Regions from separate parts of the Homo sapiens genome. Here all the other regions are linked to region 4. A link is a contact called in ENCODE Hi-C or POLR2A ChIA-PET data. All regions are on one chromosome and are shown on one strand. The core of a region is the stretch at or near the end of the contact, and the rest is flanking DNA. Distances in the headings are between cores, read along the strand shown.

Region 1 (3,821 bases), core at 753-3,252, 4.3 Mb before region 4:
ATTAGAAATCTTTTCTCTTTTCTCAGATAAAAGTGTGTTAGACTTGGTAGTTGGGAGAAGACGTGGGTCATGCTAAGCAAGGAAAACAAAACAAAAAACACCACAGGACAAACGAAAGAAAAGCAGAATTAAGGCAGCAGTAAAATATAGTAATCTGTAGCCGCTCTGAGAGAACAGCAATGAAATGGCCAATTCGGCCGGGCGCGGTGGCTCACGCCTGTAATCCCAACACTTTGGGAGGCCGAGGAGGGAGGATCATTTGAGGTCAGGAGTTTGAGACCAGCCTGGCCAACACGGTGAAACCCCGTCTCTACTAAAAATACAAAAATTAGCTAGGCGGTAGTGGCGCCTACCTGTAAACCCAGCTACTCAGAAGGCTGAGACAGGAGAAAAGCTTGAGCCTGGGAGGTGGACGTTGCGGTGAGCCGAGATCGTGCCAATGCACTCCAGCCTGGGCGACAGAGTGAGACTCTGTCTCAAAAAAAAAAAAAAAAAAAGAAAAAAGAAAAGGCCAATTCCTGAAGCCTTAACAGACGGCTGACTTAAGGTAACCATTTCTGGTGCACATTTCTATGCCAATTAAGTTAATTAAATGGCAAACATGAACACACCCTTACAGGTGAAAGTATGAAAGCAAAAGTTTATGCGAAGTTCTGGATCTCTTCCGGCTTTTCCTTATCAAATAATAATGTAGTTAGATGAATTTTATACTTTAGGAGAAAACAGGGTAGGGGCGGGGGACAGAAATCCTAAGAGTGGCCAAAGGATCTGCAGGAAGTATAAAGTGTAAACTTTTTGAAATCAAAGGGCTCAAGAGGAAGGTAAGAACAAAACAAAGGAAGTAATAACAAAATAAAGTAAAAGGGAAAAACGTCTAGCATCTAAAAACTGTTTTTAAAAAATTATTTCCTTTTCCTAGACACGTAAACAGTAGTAACTTGGCAAACAGGAACGGAGCAGAAGACAATCGAACAACTCCCTTTCCAAAACTCCAGCATTCCTTAGTCAGGCTTGGGACATTTCACAGGCAAGACTCCTCTCTGCACCACTGCCAGATGAATCTCTCAGAGGGACTGTCACTATCTCCCTTCCTCCCACTGCGGGAGAGAGGAAGCTGGGGATGCAGGGAGAAGAGGGGAGAAATGAGGGTTGGACAGCAAGCCTGAAGGTGGCCCACTCCGACACTTTGTCAAGAAAGGTCCGGATTCTGGATCCTGCAACTCCTTTTCCCACCCAATGTATGCAAAGCCAAGAGAGTGCCTCCCTGCAAGGGCCGGTCCTACACCTTCACTCGACTGTTTCGGGGGCACACTCAGAGGGACAGAAGGAATGAAGGACAGAAGAAACCAAAGGCATAACACTTGGGCAGATACGGCACAGACTAAGGAGAGGCGTGCCCTGTGAAAGTTCGGAACGGTGAACCCGTAGGCAACGTGCCCGCCCCACCAGCCACCTCAAACCATCTTTCCCCCGCCTTTTCCCAGGCGAGCCAGCTCCGCCCTCACCTTTCTTAGGGTAACTCGGTAGCTTCTAAGTCGAGGCTTATCCTTTCCGCCGCTCTCTGGAATCGCCTCAACCCTGGCAAAAACTGAGCGGAAACGCGACCCGGACCTTTTCCTTCTTCCCCTTCCCCCACGCACCTCGGCTGCTCGGGGGCGGGGAGCAACTGCAGCTGTCACAAATTCACACTGACCAACCGCCGAGGACAGTCGGACCGGCGACCTCTCAACCCAGCCTCCAGAACCAGAACCAAGAGCAGCGAAGCCGGAAGTGAGGAGACCGGAAGTAGCGTTGTCCCTGGCCCTGGACGGCCTCTCTCTCCCTCAATCCGGCCTTGCCCGGCCACGTCTCGGTGGTGTCAGCGCACCTCCCACGAGGATCCCTCCGCCCTTCTCCGGGAGGCGGGCTACGCCCCTCCCTCTGCTGCCCTAGCAACCACATCCGGGACTCCGGCGGTGTCGTTGCCCGGGTAATTTTCTGGCAGCGACCTAATGCGCGCGGGGCCAGAGGCACCGGCTAGAGCTGGGAGCTTGCGGAAGGGCGCCCCTGCCTGGTCTTGAGAGGTCGAAGGTCTCCAGGAGGCCTCCGCCTCCCTCTTTTTCATTCACACACCCTAGCCTCACACGTTAGGAGGACCCCCCCAACAGACCGTGAGCTGGTGCCGGGAGGGTGGAGGTAGATGTACCTCACCTCCACGCTACCACAGAAGAGCGAAAGCTGCTTTCTCAGCCACCGGAGAGCACGAAGAAGGTTATTCCAGTCCCGGGGGGAAGGTGGGGGTGGTAGGGAGAATGCGAAGATAAGGCAGCAGACGGAATGCGGGCGCTGCCTCGCGCTGCCCCCGTGCCTGGGGAGCCCTCTCCCTTCAGAAAGGCTAGACCCCCGGGCCCGGCATCCCTGAGCTCTTACTTGCTCTGGATTTGTGATCGCTTTTTGCTTTTTGCTCGCTCTCTCACAGTAGATTCCTTGATACTTTTCTTTCCGGCTCCTCTTTCTTTTTCCGGATGACCGAGCTCTGCTTTCTTTGCTTGCCCCATTACTTCTTAAATAGATCATTGTTCTGTCACGGAAACTGCTGAACAATTCGCTCTCTCAGAGCCCTTCGTAGTTTCCTAAACGGGGCCCCAACCTGCACTACTCTCCCCATCCCCAGAGCTCAGTGGTGCGAAAGCGTGGCTCCCCCGTGGCGCTAGATAGACCTGAAGTTCATTTACACACTGTACCATACAGTTGGTCCATCACAGAATATCCCTTCGAACTGCTGGACTGCTTTTCCTTTGACAGCTTTGAATGCTCATTTTTACTCCCATTTCACTTGTAGAAATGCGAAGGGTAACTGTGCACACGGCGAGATTTACCCTTCTTTAGACCGTACTTCTCAGCTGCCTTTACTTGTCACAGTAGCTGACAAGATATTTTTAATGACTAATGCCCAAAGGCAGAGCTCTACCTCTACAGATTTCCAGGGAGTTTCAGTGTAGTGAAATATCCCTGGCAGGTATCTTCCCCAGATCTGTGAATAGTAAACACCTATGGCACCATAAATGTTTCCAATGTATAACAATATTGATTGAGCTCTCTAGGATACCACCTCTTAAAAAAATAGTACTGAAATTCCAAAACATAAATCTCTTATCTTAAGTGGTTCTGTCTTAAACAAAAGAAAGGAGCAAATATATATGCCAACCCACTCAAACTGTAACTTCAATTGTTATAGCTTACTGTGGATTTTTCTGTACAAAGCCATCTTGTTGGTTTGGAGACCATTAGTCTTCTCAATTATAAGAAAATAATCCCAATCTAAATTAATTACTGCTGTAATTGTGTAGGAACTGAGCAACTACAGAACTTGCAGCTAAGTACAAGTGTTGTTCCTAGGGTTTCAGAAGGGTGACTTGGAGGAAGTGTACGGTAGGACTCAGCGGTGCTTGAATGATGTGGACAATGAATACTAAATTGTTTTTGCTGGCTGTTATCTTAAAGATTCCTGCTAGCTGTCTCTTGAGTTTGGAGATGCTTAGCTTGACTAAAGTTAGTCTAACTATTAGACTGTCAGACTCTGAAGTGTTTCTTATTTTGGAAAGGTGAAGACTTGCTTTAGTTTGTTCATAGTTTCCTTGGCAGCTGCTGATGGTTTTGATGGAGATTCAGATGGATTTGGAACTAATGCTAACTTCTGCTTGGTGAAGATGCTAACCAAGTTAGATACTCTTCAGTGAATTCTGGTACTGTGTACGATTAATCCTCATCCACAGTATTACGCTGTGCAAGGCTATATATACACAGGATTAATCTTTCCATGATTTCCACTGCCCTGAAGG
Region 2 (3,570 bases), core at 974-3,473, 3.7 Mb before region 4:
AGAAGATCTATTTAAAGTCTCCTTATATGGACAGGATGAATTTCAGACCAGAGCAGCCTGGACTGACAGCAGGAACATTCTGAGGGACAGAAGGGCCTGTCAGAATGGATGCAGCGTCACAGACACAGAGAGAAATGAGACCGAGGAGGATCGTCGGGATGATTCAAGCTCTGACTGAGACAAGGCTGGGGTGATGGGTGTCCGCACATTAGTAGGCTCTGGGCCTCTCCTGGCTGCATCTCTGTTATGGAGAAGGTGAGGGGCATCCAGCTATCATGACTGGGTGCCCTAAAGCAGGGATGAAAGTCAACATCTTTAACAATCCATACAGCACAGGCACCACCCAAACAGCAAGATCTTCAGCTACAGCTGGAGCAGGGACCTAGGGTCCCCATTCTACCTGCATTTACCTTCTAGTGGCTGGGAGCTCTGTGAGGTCCCTGATATGAGAAGGGCAGTGAGTAGGAGCAGACAGGAGGCTCCAGGAGCAGGCTCCTTACCAATTAGCTCAGGATTTTAGTATGTTGATAACTTAACATGTTTGAGCTATTCGGTTCAACCCCTTTGTCTAATTCTAACTCACTGGGAAATCCCTGGATTGGAATGCAGTTTCCCATATGCTTTGATCTACAGGGAACGAACAGGCATGACTGGCTTACATAATTGTGAGATGACTATATTTTTCAAGGTAAACAGTTTCTGCTTTATCAGTCTCTTAGGAGCCTGGTTACATTGATCAATGTGAATTCACCCCTATGAGAGAAATCCACTCTTAGCTTGCTGACAAAGTCAATTGCCTCAATTACAAAAAAAAAAAAAAAAAAAAGATTCCCGAACTTGCCCCATAGAAGCAAGACAGCCAAGCTTAGAAGCAGCCAGCCCAGCCCTTTTTCAAACTTAGAATCAGTGATCCAAGGGTCCTTTCAGTATTTTTCCACAGGATCTCTGGCTGAATTTCCACAGCATGTGAAAATTCAACTATACACAAGACAGCATGATGCAGCGATTTTCTTTTTTTCTTCTCTCTCTCTCTCTTTTTTTTTTTTTTGCACATTTTATTTTAGTAGCACAACTCTTATTTTCAAATGATCTTACGAAGGACCTCAAGCTGCAGATATTCATGTCTTCACATCAGGCGTCTCTACTTGGGTGTCTGACAGGCACTTAAAATATAAGATGTCCAAAGAGCATTCTGGATGCCCTGCCCCCGCTGCACATGCTCCTCCCTAATGTGCCCTCATCTCTCAGGCCTAACACCTAAAATCATTCTATTCTCAGGTCATCTCTTAGCCTCAAACTCCTGCTTCCAGCTACAAAACATATGTAGAATCCCATCCCTTCCAAGCTAGGGCCCACATAGCTGAAACCTTGTTTTCAGCCAGTATCCCCTCTTACCTGGATGACTGCAACGAACTTATAATAGGTCTTCCCACTTTTATTACTGCTTCCTATACTTCCCTGGATCGGAATGCAGTTTCCCATATGCTTCTACCTACAGGGAAAGAACAGGTATGGCTGGCTTACATAATTGTCAGATGGAGCAACATTTGCTTCACTTAAAATTGTTTTTAGAAGTCTAGACTTTAGAATCTCTACTTGTTAATGACAATATAACAATGACCAATTACTACCATTTTAAACGTATTATTTCTCTATTTAGTGAAATAATACGTTTAAAATGTAGATCAGATGGTGACTTTCACCCTGTTCAAAGTGCTCCAACATCTCCCATCACTCTTAAACTGCAAACTCCTTACCGTGGTCTACCAGGCTCTCTGCCATCTGGTTTCCTGGTAGCCCATTGGCTGAACTGCCAGCTGCTGTCTCCTTGACTCCTGTGGCTCCAGACACACTGGACTTATTGTTGGTTCTCAAATGTGCCAAGCTTGTTCTCTGCTTTGCATTTGCTGTTTCCTCTGCTTAGAACCTCTGGTGCCCTTGACTTTGAATGGCTCACTTCCTCACACCAATCAAGTCTTTGCCTAAAGTCTCTGCCTTTGCTCAGAGAGGCCTTCCCTTGCCACCTCTTTAAAATAGCCTGCCTCACTCCTACTCTCGAGCTCCTCAGTCAGCCCCCACCCAGCACACACCACATTTCATAGTGGATGTTGTTGTGTGCCACTCAGATCCCCTGGCAGAACCGAAAAACGCTTGTCACCTTAGCTGCTGGGAGTGCAGGCTCCACCAACTCACACCTGAGACACTTTCCAAGCATTGCAAAGTGTCAGAGGTGTGTCATTTCCTCTGTCAGAGGAAGCTGCTCCACCCACATGTACACCCACTTCCTGGAGGCAGCTTGCATCCAAAGGCTGGTCACATGGGAGTGCAAATGCCCAGTCCTCCAATCTTAATTAGGACAACACTGCTTGTTGTCCCAAGCTGCAAAGCTCCTCAGGAGGAAGACAGAAAGCAACTTTTCCATCTGTCCGACCTGCGTCCCTCACCCTTCACACTTGTTGCTCCTGAGATCACGCCCCAAAAACCTCCTGCAAATCTCTTTGTCAGAGTCTACTTCCTGCAGAACCTGACCTGTGGGCCTCTACCCCAAATTGTGGGTTTTTAACTTACTTGTTTATTTCCTGTCTCTCCAACAAAGACGTAAGTTCTGTAACAGCAAGGAAAGGTCTATCTTACTCCCCTCTCTATCCTGGCCCAGACGCCTAGACAGTGCCTGGAATACGTGGAAGTTCAATAAATATTGAATGAATAAATGAATGCACCCCCCAATCTATATAATAGATAATAGGGAAACTGTCTTCCTGAAATTGTTTGTGTGTCAGGGGCACTCCTCCCTCTGTCACTCCTCTACCCACCGCTGGAGAAGTACCCAGGGCACCTCAGCAGCACCTTCAGGCAGAGTCAATTTTAGAATCAGGAAAGCAAGATTCATAGCCAGGTTCCATCACTAGCAAGCCCTTCCCAGTATCTCCTGGAGTCAGTATTGGGCCTTGCAGGCTCTTTAGCTTGTTCGACTGCGACAATGAGCGCCACACTCCGCTCCTGGAAAATAAGCTGGGAGAATGGAAAAGCTAATTGAATTGGTTCATCTCTCTGAAGCCAGTGATAAATCTTAGGGGTCTGAAGAAGGCCCTAGGGGATCTAATGCCCCCAGTGAGATCTGGGGTGGGGAAATTGACCTCAGACTCTGAACCTCGAATCAAGAGTGGTTCATTTTTACTACAGAGCCTGGAAGGGAGACTGCTTGGGACCTGCCCTTGGGTGACTCCTGCTGGCCCCTGGGGAGCCAAGTTTTATTCCAGTAGAATGTCCAGGAAGCTGTGCACCCTGGTGACAACTCACTTTCGCCTATGCCTTTAGAGTAAGTCTCCTTCTTGATTTCCAGGATTGGAATTCCCTGGAATGTTCAATGTGCCATCATTACCAGGACATAAAGAATGTTTCTGGGTCAAGAAGGTGCCAGAGATGGTTTAATGCACATCCTCATTACCTAATTGTTTTCTCCTGGTCTCTTCTCCAATTGCTTCCGTGTCTGATGAATTTTTCTCTGCTTTCATATGTGTTTTTGACAGAGACAGGGGAGCAAGGCTATCTGTGGGCTTTAGATCGCCT
Region 3 (3,903 bases), core at 401-2,900, 4.7 Mb before region 4:
TTAAATAAATCGTGGTGATATTCATATATTGGAATGTCATACAAATGAACAAAGTAGATGTACATGTATCAATATAGATAGATTTGAAAATACTGCAAAATAGGTATAAAAGGCACATGATGGATATATATAAACTATATATGTGTTTATAAAAACACTGAACAACAGTATATATTTTGAATTTATAAAACCATTGGTAAAAGGCACATACCAGTTTCAGGATCATCACTTCTGGATAGAAAGGAAGGGAAGGAGATAAATGGGTTGAAAGTGAGGACTTCAACTGTATCTATAAAGATTTAGATTGATTGAAAAATGTTAAAATGTGTTCAATGTTGGAGGTCGAAACATGGGCATCTGTGTTTTGTTTCTGTTTTTGTTTTTTAGTGCTTTTTTGTGTGTGTTTGAAGTCTTTTTTTTTTTTTTTTTAAGAGTGTCTAGGAAGTGGTCAGGGCTAATTCCAACCACTTCATAAATTGTAGGAAATTGGAACTAGAAGACCCTTCAGCTCCATCTATTCAGCTCCCTTATCTTAGAAGACAGAAAACAGTAGGGCTAATGTTTATGTTTATCTATCATCTGTCTGTCTATCTATCTATCATCTATCTATCTATCATCTATCTATCTATCTATCTATCTATCTATCTATCTATCTATCTATCTGTCTATCTATCTATCTAATGCAATTTATAGATGGAAAATTTCCTGATTATTTTCTGGCATATATTTTGCACATAGTAGGCAGTCATTCAAATACTTGTGAAATGGAGGCTGGGCGGGGTGGCTCATGCCTGTAACCCTAGCACTTTGGGAGGCCAAGAGAGGCAGATAACATGAGTCCAGGAGTTCAAGTCCAGCCTGGGCAACATAGCGAGACCTTGTCTATATAAAAAATACAAAAATTAGCCGGGTGTGGTGGCATGCACTTGTGGTCCCAGCTACTCAGGAGGCTAAGGTGGGAGGATTGCTTGAGTCTGGGAGGTGGAGGTTGCAGTGAGCTGAGATCCTGCCACTGCATTCCATCCTGGGTGACACAATGAAACCCTTTCTCAAAAAAACAAAAACAAACTTGTATAATGGATAGGCACCCCCAAAAGTGTCCACGTGCTGCCTATTGCATTCATTTGCTCATCACTTACCTTGCAGGTGCATAGACTGAGGCCTGTGGCTTCAAATCATGTCACTGCTCTGATGCCTACGTCTACTCTGAACTAGTGGTTTTTAAATTAGAGTGTCATCTGCGAACTTAATAAAACTGCAATTTCTTTGGTTTTAATGCCAAAGACACTGATTTGGTGGATGGAGGTGGGGTGGATGGAGGTGGGGTGGAGGGAAGTGGGGGAGGTGGGCTGATTTGGGAGGTGGCGATGGAGTTATTTTAATGTGCACTTCAGATGTTGCTAATGTGCTGGCCTGCAGACTGCGCTCTGAGAACAGCAGCTCCAGCGTCTTGGCCACCTTCACTAAATACTTGCCTTGGTTTCCTCTTCTTTAAAAAAAAAAAGAAAAGAAAAGAAACCAGGGGAAAAAGGAGGCCTGGCTTACTGCTGGTGAACATGAAACCTCAGAAACCAGGGCAAGGCTCATCACCCAGCTTCGTGGAAAAAAATACCAGCCTAGTCGCCAAAATGAAAGTAGATTACCTCTGTGGCTAAAAACGGAAGCGGCAAGTTTCCACTGCAAGTGCCAGGGTTGGTAGAGAAATGGTAAGGCAGTGCTTAAGAAAAAGGAGTCCAGTCTTTCTCCCCCCTACCACCCCACCTCCCATCTTGATGGGCAGAGGGAGAAAAACAGGAGGAATCCAGCTGAGAAAGTCCCTGATTTATTAACAACTGTGTACTGATGACTAATCACTTACTAATGTTTGCAAAGTGCTTGGAGCCTTTCTATAAAAAGGGGACAAAATGTGGGCAACATATTCATAGTTATGACATCAAAGAAGAGGCCCAGCAGGAACATGAAGATGGCCGCTGACATGCCACATGCAGAACTTGCTAGCAGGACAGACAGACAGGACAGACTGGTGGCCAGAACTTTGGAATGGCATAATTAAACATTGTGCCACCCTGCCTCCCTCCCCTGCTCCATTCACGTTCCCTTCCCAAAGCCCCAGAGTCTGTAACAGCCAACAGGTCCAGTGTTGTCTTGCTGAACAGCAATGAGAGCTGCGGACCCTCAGGATGAGCACCATGGGCGGCCGTCACCTCTGCAGCCACCCAGAGTGACACCTGATAAGTCTTAAGGGTGCAGTCAAAATGGCCCATTGCCTTTCCCCCTCCTGGGAAGCCAGGGCACAGGCACCGACCCTAGTGAAGCAGAGTCAGGGATGAGAGGAGGAGGCTGTTTTTCAGGCAGTGACAACGATGGCAGCAGGCAGTGATGACGTCCAGAGTCTGGTGTGCACAGGTTCTAGGGTATGGTTTTGGTTGGGGCTGACCTCAGGGCTCCCTTTAGTCCCGCAGTTTTTCAGTCTTCCCAGTGGCCCTGTGAGCTACCCAGTACTCTTTCAGTCCATTTTTTCTACTTGTAACACCCAGAGCTTGGTGTCCATTGCTTATATCTACGAGCCCCAGCTGACTCACCAACGCCTCAGAGGAGGGAAGAGTTCCAGGCAAAGCAAACTACCCAGTTAAAAAAAAATCCTCACAGTTTCAGAGACGATAACGTCAGGAGCTTCAAAGCCTCGTTTGTTATTGTGGTGAATGGGCATCAGAGCTCTCTATACTTTTAAGAAGTGGCACACGCCTTTTGGCACAGCATTTCCCGGTCTATGACTTTATCTCCAGAGACACTCCCACAAGGACTATGCTAGCTGTTGGGCATGACTGCAAGTGAGATGGTGGCACCATTTTCTGAGGACCGATGGAGGGAACCAGTTGGGTGGTGGGGAGGGGGTTGGGGAGATCAAGGGTGACATTTAGGAAATGTTAAATTTCAGATGCCCCTGAAATACCTAAAGAAGTCACCAAGGAAGGATACGGAGGGCTTAAGAGTCTAGATTCAAATGAAAAAATAAATTTGGAATTCATCAGCAAATGGATGGTGTTTAAAGCTAAGAATGAAAAATACATCGACAGAGAAGAATAAGAGGTTGTATCTAGAGGTCAGGGAGAGGGCGACCTAGTGAGGAAGGTTGATTAGAAGTGTCTGGTGGGATAAGAGAAAAATCTATTTGCTGTATCATGGGCAATGAGAGAGGAGAGGGGTCTAAGAAGAGGGGGTGGGCAGTTGTGTTTCACCTTACAGCCTTCTCCTCTGTCAATTTCTTTCTTCTAGGTGTTTTTATAATAGACAAAGTTGGGTTTGACAGCATGGAGCTTATCGATGCCCTTGACACAGAGGTCACTGACACCCTTGACAAAAGGAGTTTCGGGGGAGTGGAGAAGCCAGAAGCCAGACTGGAGGAGACTGAAGAGTAGGTGAAGAAGCAGAAGGAAGGATGGGTGAAGCCAAGATGTTAGTGTGCAGACCGCTTGTGGGAGAAGTTTTGCTATGAAACAGGATGGGGAAAGGGAGGGAACACTGAGAGTCTGTCGAGCCACAGAAAGACTTCTTCTAATGAGAGATTCCAGCACGTCTTTGTGTGTGAGTGGAAATGATTCAGTGGAGAGAAGATCGAGGGTGCAGGAGGAGATAACTGGAGGAAGGAAGTCCTCCTTCATTCAACCAACACCAAGAGCTTCCCATGCCAGGCATCGTTTGGGTGTGAGCCACAGAGCACCAAGTGGCCTGGGCAAGGCTGCCTCTCTCAAGAGCGCCTGTGCTGGAGTGAGTTCAGGTCGGGGAGCAGGGTGCTTGGGGTGTGACAAGACAGATGTAGCTGTGAGTCTACCTGTGCATTTGGAGATGAGAAGAGAATTGCGCTCCCCTCTGATATGTGTATTTACTCAGCTCCATGTGGGG
Region 4 (3,362 bases), core at 599-3,098:
CCTCCTCAAAGGAGATAAAAACTTAGTAAAAGAGACACGTCCATTCCTTTAATAATGAATAATTCGGCAACGCTTGCGGAGCCGCCGCCGCCTCGCGTGCCCAGGCTCTAGGTCCGGGACTCCCCTTGCTCCCGCCCGCCGCCCGCGCTCTGCCGACGTGAGATCGATGCCCAGTTCGCTGGGCCGGGAGAGTGCGCGTGACGGTGGGCCCCGCGGGAAAGTTGGGACGCTCGGCGGGGACTCCTGGCTGCGGGGACGCCGGGGGCAGCTCCAAGCTGGGGACCGAGGGGCATTAGAGTCTGGGGTCAGGACCAGCTCGCGGCGCTGCCGCTGTCGCCCCTATCTCCAGGGAGTTCCTGACTGGAGCGGCTGAGAGTTCAAGTCTCAGCCCTGGGTTAGGGGTCCGGAATCCCGGAGCTTAACTAACTGTTAAGGAGAGGAGGGGCCTTTGGGCACAGGGTGTCCCCCGGTCCCCCGCCTCGGGCTTTGGCGGGCGCGAAGCGAGGGTGAGGCGGGAGGCCGCACAGCTGCCGCCGCCGGGCTGCGGGTCGCCGAGGGCCGGGGGACCAGATTTAGGTGTATACGTCACTGATGCTGACTCCGGGCCAGCGGGGAGCCTAAAACGGGGCCTTACATGAGAAGCCTAAAAGTCCTTAGAAATCAAAGTTAGGAACCCCATCCTTTTGCTTAGTAACTGCAGCATTTGGGTGGGCGGGAGGAGAATCGAGGAGGGGGCGGTTGGAGGGAAACCGAAATTTCTTCATGCAGACAACCGATCCTTAGAAAACAGTTTGGTTCCTTCCCCCCTCCTGTCTGTTTCTCCCACTTATGTGACCCACCCCCTCCACCCATTATAACGTGAATATCCTCGATGGTAAGCTTGCTTTCAAATTGAACTAGTGGAAAAATCCAATACTAAAGTAGTAAGTACAGTGACAAAATTATAAGGAAGTAGAGGAGCAGCTCTTGACCCTGCCACTTCTTTCATTTATCTTTCTCTCTCTCTCTTTTTTTTTTTTTTTTTTTTTTTTTTTTTTTTGGTGTTAGGGGTCTAAGGGATGGGAGGAAAGCTGTGTTTAAAGGGTTTTTCCAGCACGGTTAAAACAACTAAATTCAAATCGAGTGAACGTGATCGTCTTGCTCGCTGGCAGCGAAGGCTGCTGCTGCTCTGCTGAGAGGTAACTCTGGAGACAGTGGAAAGGGGCTGGGAGAGGAACCTCGAGGGTCGGGTGAAGCCCACCCAGAGTCCTCCCCGCGCGCGGACGCTGTTGGGCGGCGCCAGGGTCTGGGCTGCAGCTCACCTGGAGCTGCAGGTGGAGAGCGTGAGGGGACGACACTTTGCTCGCGGAAAAACCGACTTCTTCCGCGTCAGCACACTTTTCACATCTCTCCAGATATCCTGGGGTCGGTCAGAAGGAGAGCAGGGTGGACGTAAGCAAGTTTGGGGCGGCCGAGCGATGGGGGTGGGGGCAGCGTGCGGAGGCCGCCTGATGTAGCCACCGCCCGGCACCCCAAGCTCCCGCCGCGGCTGCGGCTTTAAGGAAGCTGCCGAGTCCAGGCTGTGTCGCAGCAACTTTGTATCAGTCATGTCGCCCGCCTGGTGACTGACAGCCTGGATTGTCCAATAAGAAGCCCGCCTGACCCGTGCGGCGTGGAGCCTTGCTTCTCTTCGGGCCAATAGGAAGGGTTCAGGGGGGCGGGATAGCAACCTGAACTTTATCTGGACATGTGACCCGCTTTTAAAAGGGCCAGCCCTCCAGCTGGCCCACTCCCCCTCCGGGCTTTCGCCCGCCCTCTCTCCCTCCCTTTTTTGCCCGCCCTGGCCCTGCCCCTGCCCCTGCCCCCTCCTCTCAGCCCCTCCGCGCCCGGGGTGTCATTGGGCCCGGGAGACGGGAGCCAACTTCAGGCTGCTCAGAGGAAGCCCGTGCAGTCAGTCACCTGGGTGCAAGAGCGTTGCTGCCTCGGGCTCTCCCGCTGCAGGGAGAGCGGCACTCGCTGGCCTGGATGTGGTTGGATTTAGGGGGGCTCCGCAGCAGGGGTTTCGTGGCGGTGGCAAGCGCTGCAACAGGTAGACGGCGAGAGACGGACCCCGGCCGAGGCAGGTGTGTAGGGGCGCGCGGCGGGGCACCGCTTGCCGTGCTCGGCGTGCGGCCGCGGCGCGGGAGCGTGCACTTTGCAGGGAGAAGTGGCTGCGTAATCCGGAGGCACAGTCAGTATGGTGCTGTGTGCTTGTTGTTTTGTTTTGGTTTTCCACTTTTCTCCCCCTTTGGCCGCCAGAGGACTATTTTGGGAAAGTTTGGCCACTTTGGATAAATGCCCTCTAACTAGCAGCTTTTAACTGCCTTTGGCAGTGGGAGGTCTACCACCCTTCCCTTTACCCAAAGATGAATTTCGGATCATTTTCCCTGTACAATTTTTAAAGGACGTTTGAATAATATTTCTTTCCTTTATCAATTGCGGACGCTCCCAAATCTCAGCCGGAGGTGTAGCGCATAAGGGCAGTTGAAGGAGATATAGATCCTAATAGATCCTGTATAAAAGGGGCTCTGGAAATTCGTGCATTTCCCGTTCGCTAGCATTCGCGAAACTCTTGAGACAGGCTACGCTTCCTATGGCATCAGTTGGAATTTTAAGGGCAAGGGAGAAGGGGACGAAGCTTCTTTTGGTGGCATCCTTACTCTGCTACTGAATTTTAGGTGCGTGGCTTTGCCTACTCAATTTAAAAAGACCAGGTTTAAATAATAATGGTTTATGGCACCATCAGTTTTAATTATTTATTATGACATAGGAGTTAGGAAAACTTTTGATAGCAGACGAGCTTTTGAAACCGCCGAATTTTAAAGGCACCAAATTGCTTCCTAACATTTTGTATTGCCATTTCTCTAGGTGCTGTTATTGATGATATTTACATAGTAATGATAACAGCATTCTCCATCTGTGAAGTCCTGCTGTGAAGTTTAAATTTTATGTTTGACATCGTGGCAGCTATCATGGAAAAGCTTGAGAGGAGAAGTTTTAAAAAATAATTTAAAGTGGAGCTTTTTCCTTTAAGGGAGGCATAGTTTTGTTTGGCGATTTTTGGAAAGATCAGGTGGCTCGGTAAATTAGGTGAGTGAATAGAAATCAGGTGTGCTCAGTTCTAACTGGTTCTCCCGCTCTCTCAGGTGACCTTGGGCAGATTTCTATCATTTACCTCATCTATAAAAGAGAGGAACATAATAGTTATGTAGTGGGGAATGACAAAAAATAGTTACATATAGTGAACTTTTACAACTATGCAGTCTATAGATGATTGTGAGATTCTTAAGCTTTAGTCTTTAAAGTGCCATCTTATAGTCAAATAAATATAAAAAAGATGCCTT
Region 5 (3,583 bases), core at 699-3,198, 4.1 Mb before region 4:
CTGGGTGCTGAGGTGGGTATCTAGCCCAGTAAGCTTAGTGTGCTGTTATTAAATACTTTCTAAGTAAGTGGCTCAGGCTCTCCTGAGTGCCCTTCTGTTCCTCAGCACTGAGGTTGTAAGGTGGAGCCACTGACAATGAAAACAGAAGATCACGCTGCTGAAAAACCCTATGTGGTACACACTTAACTGGAGGTGTTCTCTGCTGGGCTGCAGAACTCTGATGTTTGCACTCTTTTCCTTCAAAGCCTACAAAGGTTAAACTCTCTGAGGTGTTTAGCTTCACAAAATCCCCTAAATCTGTGTGTTTTACTCCTTTAATTTCCACCATTCCCCTGTTGTAAGATAGGAAGAGGGGGAAAAACAAAAAATATTTATTTTGTAGCCATGTGAGACCATCACTTGTTGGTCTGATTACCTGTGAGTCTTATTTGGAAGGCTGTAGCAGGGGATTGGTCACGTAAAGACAGAAAAATCCAGGGTAATTTAAGCAGGATATTTAACCTGGCTCTTGGAACTTCAGGTCAAGGGCAGTAGGGTCAGGTGCTAGTCTGTGAGTCTCTCCTTGGTTTTGCCACATCCTCCTTTGCCCCTCTCACCACCTTTCCCGCAGCATTTTAATGAACACGAGCCCTTGGATTTACCCAGTTAAAAGTTTCCTTAGTTTACTGTTTGCAGATGGTAGTGGCAGTAGTGGGAGAAACCCAGAGCTTCCCACATTTGTCTATAATACACTTGCTCCTACCTTACCCCCTCCTCCAGGTGGAAAGACTTGTAAAATCCATTACTACTGCTTCCCAAGGAGGTAGAGTGTACTAGGGTCCAGGGACAGAATTGTGGAATCTGCTTTCATCATTGCTGCTGCTTTAATCTTTTTCTCATACTATTCACTGAAGACAGATTTCTGAGGATTCTGGTCCTTTTATCTTAAATTTGTTTTCCTAGAGAACTACACTTTAAACTTCATGAGTTTCTACTTAACTTTCCTTTCCAGGATAACATCTGTAGGAAAAGCTGCATAATAGTAATAACACTTATTTTAGAAAGAAAATAACCTTTGAGTCAGACCTGAAACAGGCCAACATTTCTTGATGACAACGTACACTGATGAACCAAGACCAGAAGCTCTCGAAAGCTCCAAACCGTAAGAAAGAACCATTCGTAAAAGTGAGGGACTATTAAATTCTTCCCCTGACAGTCAAAAATCCTTCAGCAATCTCCCAGAGGATGGCTCCCTTCCAATCCTCCCTTCCCGCCGCCCTAACAATCTGCGCGAGGATGGGTCCCTTCCCTTGCTCGGCATTTCGTCTCCTTTTCCACTAAAGACTCAGGTTGTGACTCTGTACTCAAGCCGCACCCCTGTTTCCTTTCATGGCTAGGGGGAGGGGAGGAATGTATTACAACTCATTTTTACAATGCACTGCAGTTTACAAAGCGCTTGCACTTCCACCATATCCTCTGAGCTTCACGAGTGCCACGTGAGAGAGGCATTCATTCATTCATTCATTCATCAAACATTTGCTCGGCCCGACCACACGTTATCCAACGCTGGGTCTCACCCCACGCCACGGGAAGGGTGGGGCGCTCTCTCCCTGGAGCAGGTGCAGATCAGGCTGTAGGGTAACTCCTCGATCAGTCCGGCTTTTCGAGGGTCTGTTTGGGGCCAAATGCCTCACCTTCGGGTGGTGCGCGCAGCTGCCTGAAGACGCGGCCTGGGCCTCCTCCTTCCTCCCAAAGGAGCAGTCCCCACCTGCCCCGAAGGAAACCGCTACAGACCAAGCTCTCCAGGCCGCCCTCGGGTCAGGGGTAAGATCGGGCGGCAGCTTAGGCTCGACTCGGCTCCTCCCCTTCCTCTCTTCAGTTCTGACGCGGCCGTAGAGGCGGCAGCGGCGGTGGCGGCTGCGAGTCCCGCGGCCCGAGGCGCACCCACCCGCTCGCCGATCCCCACTTCCTCTTCCCTTGGAGCGTCATCAGAGCGCGCCAGAGGCGCCCAGGGCGGGGTGGCTGGAAGGGGGAAAAAGGCCAGCGGAGGAAGCCTCAGAGCGGAAAGAAGAGGGAGGGGGAAGAGAGCGGTTGCTAGGTGACTTGCGTCATCGGCAGGCGCCGCTCTCCTCCCGCCCCTCTCTCTGGAGTGAGGCGAGAGCCCCGCACAGAGCGAGGGAGACAGCGAGCTGAGCTCCGGGCGCTGCCGCTGCCGCTGCCGCCGCCGCCGCCGCTGAGACTGAGAGCGAAGGAGCATCCGAGAGATCCAGTCCCCCTGCACTGGCCGCCGCCGAGACCTTCGCTCTCACCTGGGCCAGCGGGAGCCGCGGCCGCACTCCTTTCCCCCCCTCACCTTCCCGGCCGGCAGCGGCGGCTGCACACGCCGGAGCCGGAGCCAGAGCCGGAGCCCGAGCCTGAGCCGGAGCCGGCGGCTTGGGGGGCAGGGAGGCGGCTACCACGGGCCGGGAGTGGGTAGCTGCTCCGCGGTGAGAGAACGCTGAGGAGGCGCCAGAGCTTCTGCCTCGTCCCGTGGGGCGTGGGGCGAGACCCCCAAGGTGTAGGGAGGGGGGTCCCAGCCGCAGCGACACATGCGGGAGCCGGGAGCGGGGGCGGCGCCGAGCGGAGCCGGCCGGGTCCCTCGCCTTGCCGCCGACTCGGCCACCCGCCCGGGGCCGTAGCATCTTGCCCCGGAGTGTATGAACCGGGGCCCCAACCAAGCTCGGCAACCACCCCCCGGCCGGGGGGGCGGGGACCCCGATGTGAAGCGGCGGCTGGGGCGGCGGAGAGAACAGGACCGACGCCGCCGTCCTTTCCTCACCTTCCCCCTCCCCTCAGCCCCCTCCGGGGGTCTTCTCCCTTGGCCAGTCGCCGGCCCCCCGGCTCCTTGGCTGGACTCCGGGAGGAGTTCCTAGAGCCCCCCTCCCCCGCCCCAGTCCCGAGGGCGGCGGGGCCGGGGGGGACCCGGGGGGCCGGCCGCAGCCTCCACCCAGAGGAAACTTTACAAAAACAAAATCCGGAGTCTCCCAAACCTGACTGTCCCGGGAGAAGTGGCCCTGGACGGGCAGAAGCCGCAGCCTGAAAAGACCCAGGAAGAGGAAAAGAGGAGGTAAGCGGGGCCGCCGCCTCCCCTCCCCTGGCAGCGCGGAAGAGACCCGGGTTGCCGCCTGGTTTAGCGACACGAGCACCGCTTCTTCCTCAGTACCGCGCCGGAGCCTTCCGCAGCTGCCGCTTCAGTCCGAAGGAGGAAGGGAACCAACCCACTTTCTCGGCGCCGCGGCTCTTTTCTAAAAGTGTGAGTGGCCCCGGGAGAGGGAATTGAGGGGGAGAAAGTGGGAGGATGCCGGCGCTTCCTCCTGGAGTTTTGCTGATGTTCTCCAGTAGTGTTGGGAGTCTATCAATGAGGGAGTCTAGCTTTATTCACGGAGGGGGGAAGGTGTTAGGGAGGCCTGTATTTTGTAACTTTTTAGCTCTTTGTACGAGTAATGCAAGTATGCAGGTTTCTGTCGGAGGAGTCTTTTCTCCAAAGTGAATACTCGCACCTTTCTGGCCAGCAGTTGGCAAAGGGAAATTGAGGAAGCCAGAGCATATGTGCGCACAGAGGCCA
Region 6 (3,764 bases), core at 1,186-3,685, 4.8 Mb before region 4:
TTCCTTTAGAAATGACTGATAATTCACTTTTTTTACTCCTGGAGCTGGGCTCATTTAAGGATTCAGTAAGCATTTGTGGGGTTTTTTTGGGCATATGAATAGTTTAATAAAACACTACACTTCATCACCTTTTCATAAGCCAAATAAAATACATCAATAAATGATAGCGAGCAGAATCATGCAAAATCAGAAGAGATATGCCTATACAGTTTTTTTTTTTTTTTTTTTTTTTTGAGACAGAGTCTCACTCTGTTTCCCAGGCTGGAGTGTGGTGGCGCTATCTCAGCTCACAGCAACCTCAGCCTCCTGGGTGCAAGCAATTCTCCTGCCTCAGCCTCCTGAGTAGCTGGGATTACAGGCATGTGCCACCATGTCCAGCTAATTTTTTTGTATTTTTAGTAGAGACGGGGTTTTGGCATGTTGGCCAGGCTGATCTCAAACTCCTGACCTTAAATGATCTGCCTGCCTCGGCCTCCCGAAGTGCTGGGACTACAGGCGTGAGTGACCGCGCCTGGTGCCTAAACACTTTTATCACACCAGGCTGGACACAGCCTCCCTCTGCATCCTCACCCACTTAGCACTGGTGTCTCCCTGCTGTTTTTGACACAGCTGAGAGGCTGCAGTGCTACTTTGTTACTCTTGCTGAGGTCTCACACTAACTCTAGTCCCAGGCCAGTCCCAGGAAGGAAGAGAGTCTGTTCATGCCTACCTGCCACTGGTTCTCATGAGAAAGAAACCTGGACTTTTGTGCTGGTCAGCGGCCTGTGGAAATGAGTCCTCAGTGGCCAGCATCTCTCCCTTAGAGCCAGCAGCCTTCTTAAAAAGATCAGAAGAGAAATGATTCCTTTTGGTCCCCTTCCAGCGTCAGTTTTGCCCTTTGATGTAAGTCATCGTCTCTGGACATGAGAACGGGAGGCCTCACTTCCACATCCTCCTCCAAATGAATGCACTCTAAACAAACATTGATGCGCCTCTCAAGGTTGGCATTGCATCTGGACCAGTGCCAGGAAGCCACAAGGCCACCAGAGGCAGAGGGGAAGAGCAAGGGCGGAAGAATAGAAGTCAAGCAGCAGCAGATGGAATGTGTGCACGGTCAGGTGAGGCCTGACCCGAGGGTGTTGTGAGCCCTTGGTCAGGGTGAGCCCAGTGCCAAGCAGAGCCATCCATGACCTTAGGGCCAATGCTAGGCACCCTGACTCTTCCTTGATAATGTCTCTCATCCTCTATTCTTCCTCCCCCTTTCTCCCACCCTCTTTCCTACTCCCTATCCACTTCATTCAACAGATTTTTAACTTAGCTTCTACTATGTGCTAGGCACTGTGTTAGGAGCCACAGATAGTCACTATCCTTAAGGAATGTACACATTCTCATAACAGAGACAGATACTAAATCTCAAATAATAAACTAAATTAAATTACTTGAAATAGAAGTTAATTAAGCTTCAGACAATTAACAATTTTTATCTGTGGCCTCTACTTCAGACCCACCTAGGAAATACAGGCATGTTGGTGTTCTGTGGTGGATAAGAATCCAGGCTCTGGAATCAGACAAATGTGGGTACAAATCCCAGCTCTGATACTGCCCAACAGTGTGATTTTGGCCAAATTACACCACCTCTCTTACCCTCCTTTTCTTCATCTGTAAAAAGTAAAAGAGATACTTTTTACTTTTTAAAAGAGATACTTTTTATAGGGTTGTTATGAGGATTAAACAATGCCCAAAAGATGCTTAGCACGTTGCCTGGCACATAGGAAGACTCAAAATATGTGAACTATTGTTGCTGTTTAATTATACAAGCAAAGAGGTCAGCAAACCTTTTCTGTAAAGGGCCAGTATAGCAAACACTTTATTGACTTGTGAGTCAATACAGTATCCGTTGCAACTGCCCAATTTTATTGTAGTGTTAGAGCAGCCATTAACAGTAGGTAAAGGGGCTGGGTGTGGTGCCTCATGCCTGTAATCCCAGCACTTTCAGAGGCTGAGGCAGGCAGATTGCTTGAGCTCAGAAAATTGAGACCAGCCTGGGCAACATGGCAAAACCCTGTCTCTACAAAAAATACAAAGAAACTAGCCGTGCATGGTGGTGCACACCTGTAGTCCCAAATACTTGGGAGGCTGAGGTGGGAGGATCGCTTGAACCCGGGAGGAGAGGTTGCAGTGAGCTGTGATTGCACCATGCACTGCCATCCTAAGCAACAAAGACAGACCCTGTCTCAAAATAAATAAGTATATAAACAAACAAATAAATAACAGTTGTTAAAGGAATGATTATAACTGTGTTCAATAAAATTATATTTATAAACACTGAAACTTGAAATAATTTTCTCATGTCACAGAATATTATTTTTCTGTTGGTTTTTTCCAAATTATTTAAACACATAAAAACCATCATTAGCTCACTGGTTGTACAAAAACAGGCCGTGGGCCAGATTTGGCTCACAGGCCATAGTTTGCCCGCCCCTGCTCAAGCCTAACAAAATGGCTGACACACCTTTAGTAGATTTTGCTTCAGAGGAAAATCCAGTTGGTGGGTCTGTAATACCCTAACTCACTGTCTGGACATTAAGACACAACCTGGTCTGACTAACAACATTATAAACCAACCCAAGGATAGCAAAAACCTCGTAAATGAAAAACAATACCTACAGTTTACTTGTGCATAAGCCAAGATAAGTAAGTAAACAGAACTTACCATTGGCTTGTGCAGAAGATAAGAAATGGAAAAGATAATCAGTTCCTTAGACGCATGATCACCCTGTGTTTTGTAGGTGGAGGCAAGCTGCTCCTGACTGGTGCAAGAACTGACTGTGTGTGTACTTTGCTTCTCAGTGCTGTGCACAGACACGTGCAGCAAGAACCATCTCAGAGGGTCACAAGCCCCCTAGATTTTACCCACAGAAGATGGTAGAAAAAAGAACCTGTGATGAATGAAGAAAGCTGGGGAAAATGAGGGAAGGCAGGAGGAACCTGCCAGAAACAGGCCAAGTCCCACCAACATGGAAATCAGATCACAAATGATTTAGCTGTAAAACAGGTATCCCAAGTTATGCCATGTAATTCCCAATTCCATTCTTTCCTTTCCTTCTCCCTTTCCCTCTTAAGTATCTGTGGATAGAAACAGGATGTTATGTTTTACTTTCTCCTGCAATGTAGGAAGATATTTATTCTCTAGTTCATATCCAATTATTTGCAGGCCAGAAATTCTTTCTCTAATAATATTAAAATATGTACCTGTTCCAAAGACACTGCAATTAATAAAGTTGTTTCCCTCAACCCAGAGGAAATGCAAAGCTTTCTTATAAATCCATTCCAAGAATCAAATTTTTGTACATCTTCAAAAAACTATGTGTTGCTAGGTGCAGTGGTACACACCAGTAATCTCAGCTACTTTGGAGACTGAGGCAGGAGGATTGCTTGAGCCCAGGAGTTCAAGATCAGCTCGGGCAACATAGTGAGGCCTCCTCTCTAATTAAAAGAAGAAGAAGAAGAAGAAGAAGAAGAAGAAGAAGAAGAAGAAGAAGAAGAAGAAGAAGAAGAAGAAGAAGAAGAAGAAGAGGAAGAAGAAGAAGAAGAAGAAGAAGAAGAAGAAGAGGAGGAGGAGGAGGAGGAGGAGGAGGAGGAGGAGGAGGAGGAGGAGGAGGAGGAGGAGGAGGAGGAAAGAAGAGGAAGGAGAAGAGAAGAAGGAGGAGAAGAGGAAGGAGAAGGAAAAGGAGGAGAAGAAGAAGGAGGAGAAGAAGAAGAAGAAGAAGAAGAAGAACAAGAAG

Evidence for each region. A loop is a pair of places that touch in the nucleus more often than their neighbours do. ChIA-PET counts read pairs that join two places held with the same protein, here RNA polymerase II (POLR2A). Pooled maps may share reads with other maps.
Region 1: a map of naive thymus-derived CD4-positive, alpha-beta T cell shows a loop between it and region 4 (11-fold over the local background). The contact joins the promoter of TIGD4 here to the promoter of NR3C2 in region 4. A Hi-C loop is called at or near these places in 2 of 168 maps with a recorded cell type or tissue (CD8-positive, alpha-beta T cell and naive thymus-derived CD4-positive, alpha-beta T cell) and 8 of 50 pooled maps. POLR2A ChIA-PET finds 5 or more read pairs at or near these places in 1 of 52 experiments (activated B cell).
Region 2: a loop to region 4 is called in a map of naive thymus-derived CD4-positive, alpha-beta T cell, with 14 times the contacts of the local background. The contact joins the promoter of LINC02273 here to the promoter of NR3C2 in region 4. A Hi-C loop is called at or near these places in 1 of 168 maps with a recorded cell type or tissue (naive thymus-derived CD4-positive, alpha-beta T cell) and 5 of 50 pooled maps. POLR2A ChIA-PET finds 5 or more read pairs at or near these places in 1 of 52 experiments (T-cell).
Region 3: a loop to region 4 is called in a map of CD4-positive, alpha-beta memory T cell, with 10 times the contacts of the local background. The contact joins the enhancer-like site here to the promoter of NR3C2 in region 4. A Hi-C loop is called at or near these places in 2 of 168 maps with a recorded cell type or tissue (CD4-positive, alpha-beta memory T cell and naive thymus-derived CD4-positive, alpha-beta T cell) and 5 of 50 pooled maps. POLR2A ChIA-PET finds 5 or more read pairs at or near these places in 1 of 52 experiments (CD4-positive, alpha-beta T cell).
Region 5: a loop to region 4 is called in a map of CD8-positive, alpha-beta T cell, with 28 times the contacts of the local background. The contact joins the promoter of MIR4453HG here to the promoter of NR3C2 in region 4. A Hi-C loop is called at or near these places in 3 of 168 maps with a recorded cell type or tissue (CD8-positive, alpha-beta T cell and ascending aorta) and 14 of 50 pooled maps. POLR2A ChIA-PET finds 5 or more read pairs at or near these places in 2 of 52 experiments (activated T-cell and naive thymus-derived CD8-positive, alpha-beta T cell).
Region 6: a map of naive thymus-derived CD4-positive, alpha-beta T cell shows a loop between it and region 4 (13-fold over the local background). The contact joins the enhancer-like site here to the promoter of NR3C2 in region 4. A Hi-C loop is called at or near these places in 1 of 168 maps with a recorded cell type or tissue (naive thymus-derived CD4-positive, alpha-beta T cell) and 5 of 50 pooled maps. POLR2A ChIA-PET finds 5 or more read pairs at or near these places in 1 of 52 experiments (naive thymus-derived CD8-positive, alpha-beta T cell).

Annotation. Positions count from the first base shown.
Region 1 is chr4:152,777,911-152,781,731 of GRCh38, reverse strand. TIGD4 (tigger transposable element derived 4) reads left to right here and starts at 2,002. Exons shown (of 2, transcript NM_145720.4): 1 at 2,002-2,250. It overlaps ARFIP1 (ARF interacting protein 1), which reads right to left and starts at 1,778. Exons shown (of 9, transcript NM_001025595.3): 1 at 1,506-1,778. RefSeq lists enhancers at 1,501-1,550, 1,741-1,900, 2,351-2,560.
Region 2 is chr4:152,099,406-152,102,975 of GRCh38, reverse strand. LINC02273 (long intergenic non-protein coding RNA 2273) reads right to left here and starts at 2,223. Exons shown (of 3, transcript NR_121628.1): 1 at 2,159-2,223; 2 at 1,396-1,492. RefSeq lists enhancers at 71-1,270, 1,565-2,065, 2,165-2,459, 2,066-2,566.
Region 3 is chr4:153,113,743-153,117,645 of GRCh38, reverse strand. No RefSeq gene overlaps it. Among named protein-coding and RNA genes, the nearest start is that of TRIM2, 89 kb to the left of the region's middle. Within about 2 kb of position 1,650, at least 16 of the 41 ENCODE cell types and tissues checked have a DNase peak (open chromatin) inside an H3K27ac peak, as active enhancers do; they include CD4-positive, alpha-beta T cell, where a contact is called at or near this core.
Region 4 is chr4:148,440,900-148,444,261 of GRCh38, reverse strand. It overlaps NR3C2 (nuclear receptor subfamily 3 group C member 2), which reads left to right and starts at 1,848. Exons shown (of 9, transcript NM_000901.5): 1 at 1,848-2,102. RefSeq lists a silencer at 1,651-1,940.
Region 5 is chr4:152,534,629-152,538,211 of GRCh38, reverse strand. It overlaps MIR4453HG (MIR4453 host gene), which reads right to left and starts at 1,948. Exons shown (of 1, transcript NR_033797.2): 1 at 1-1,948. FBXW7 (F-box and WD repeat domain containing 7) reads left to right here and starts at 2,120. Exons shown (of 14, transcript NM_001349798.2): 1 at 2,120-3,085; 2 at 3,179-3,271. It overlaps MIR4453 (microRNA 4453), which reads right to left and starts at 1,784; the gene lies at 1,696-1,784. RefSeq lists enhancers at 1,825-2,184, 1,890-2,425 and a silencer at 2,295-3,084.
Region 6 is chr4:153,244,147-153,247,910 of GRCh38, reverse strand. The region is part of intron 1 of TRIM2 (tripartite motif containing 2); the gene reads right to left. LOC105377496 (a long non-coding RNA gene) reads left to right here. Exons shown (of 3, transcript XR_939360.4): 2 at 863-1,097; 3 at 2,769-3,277. Among named protein-coding and RNA genes, the nearest start is that of TRIM2, 42 kb to the right of the region's middle. Within about 2 kb of position 2,435, at least 5 of the 41 ENCODE cell types and tissues checked have a DNase peak (open chromatin) inside an H3K27ac peak, as active enhancers do.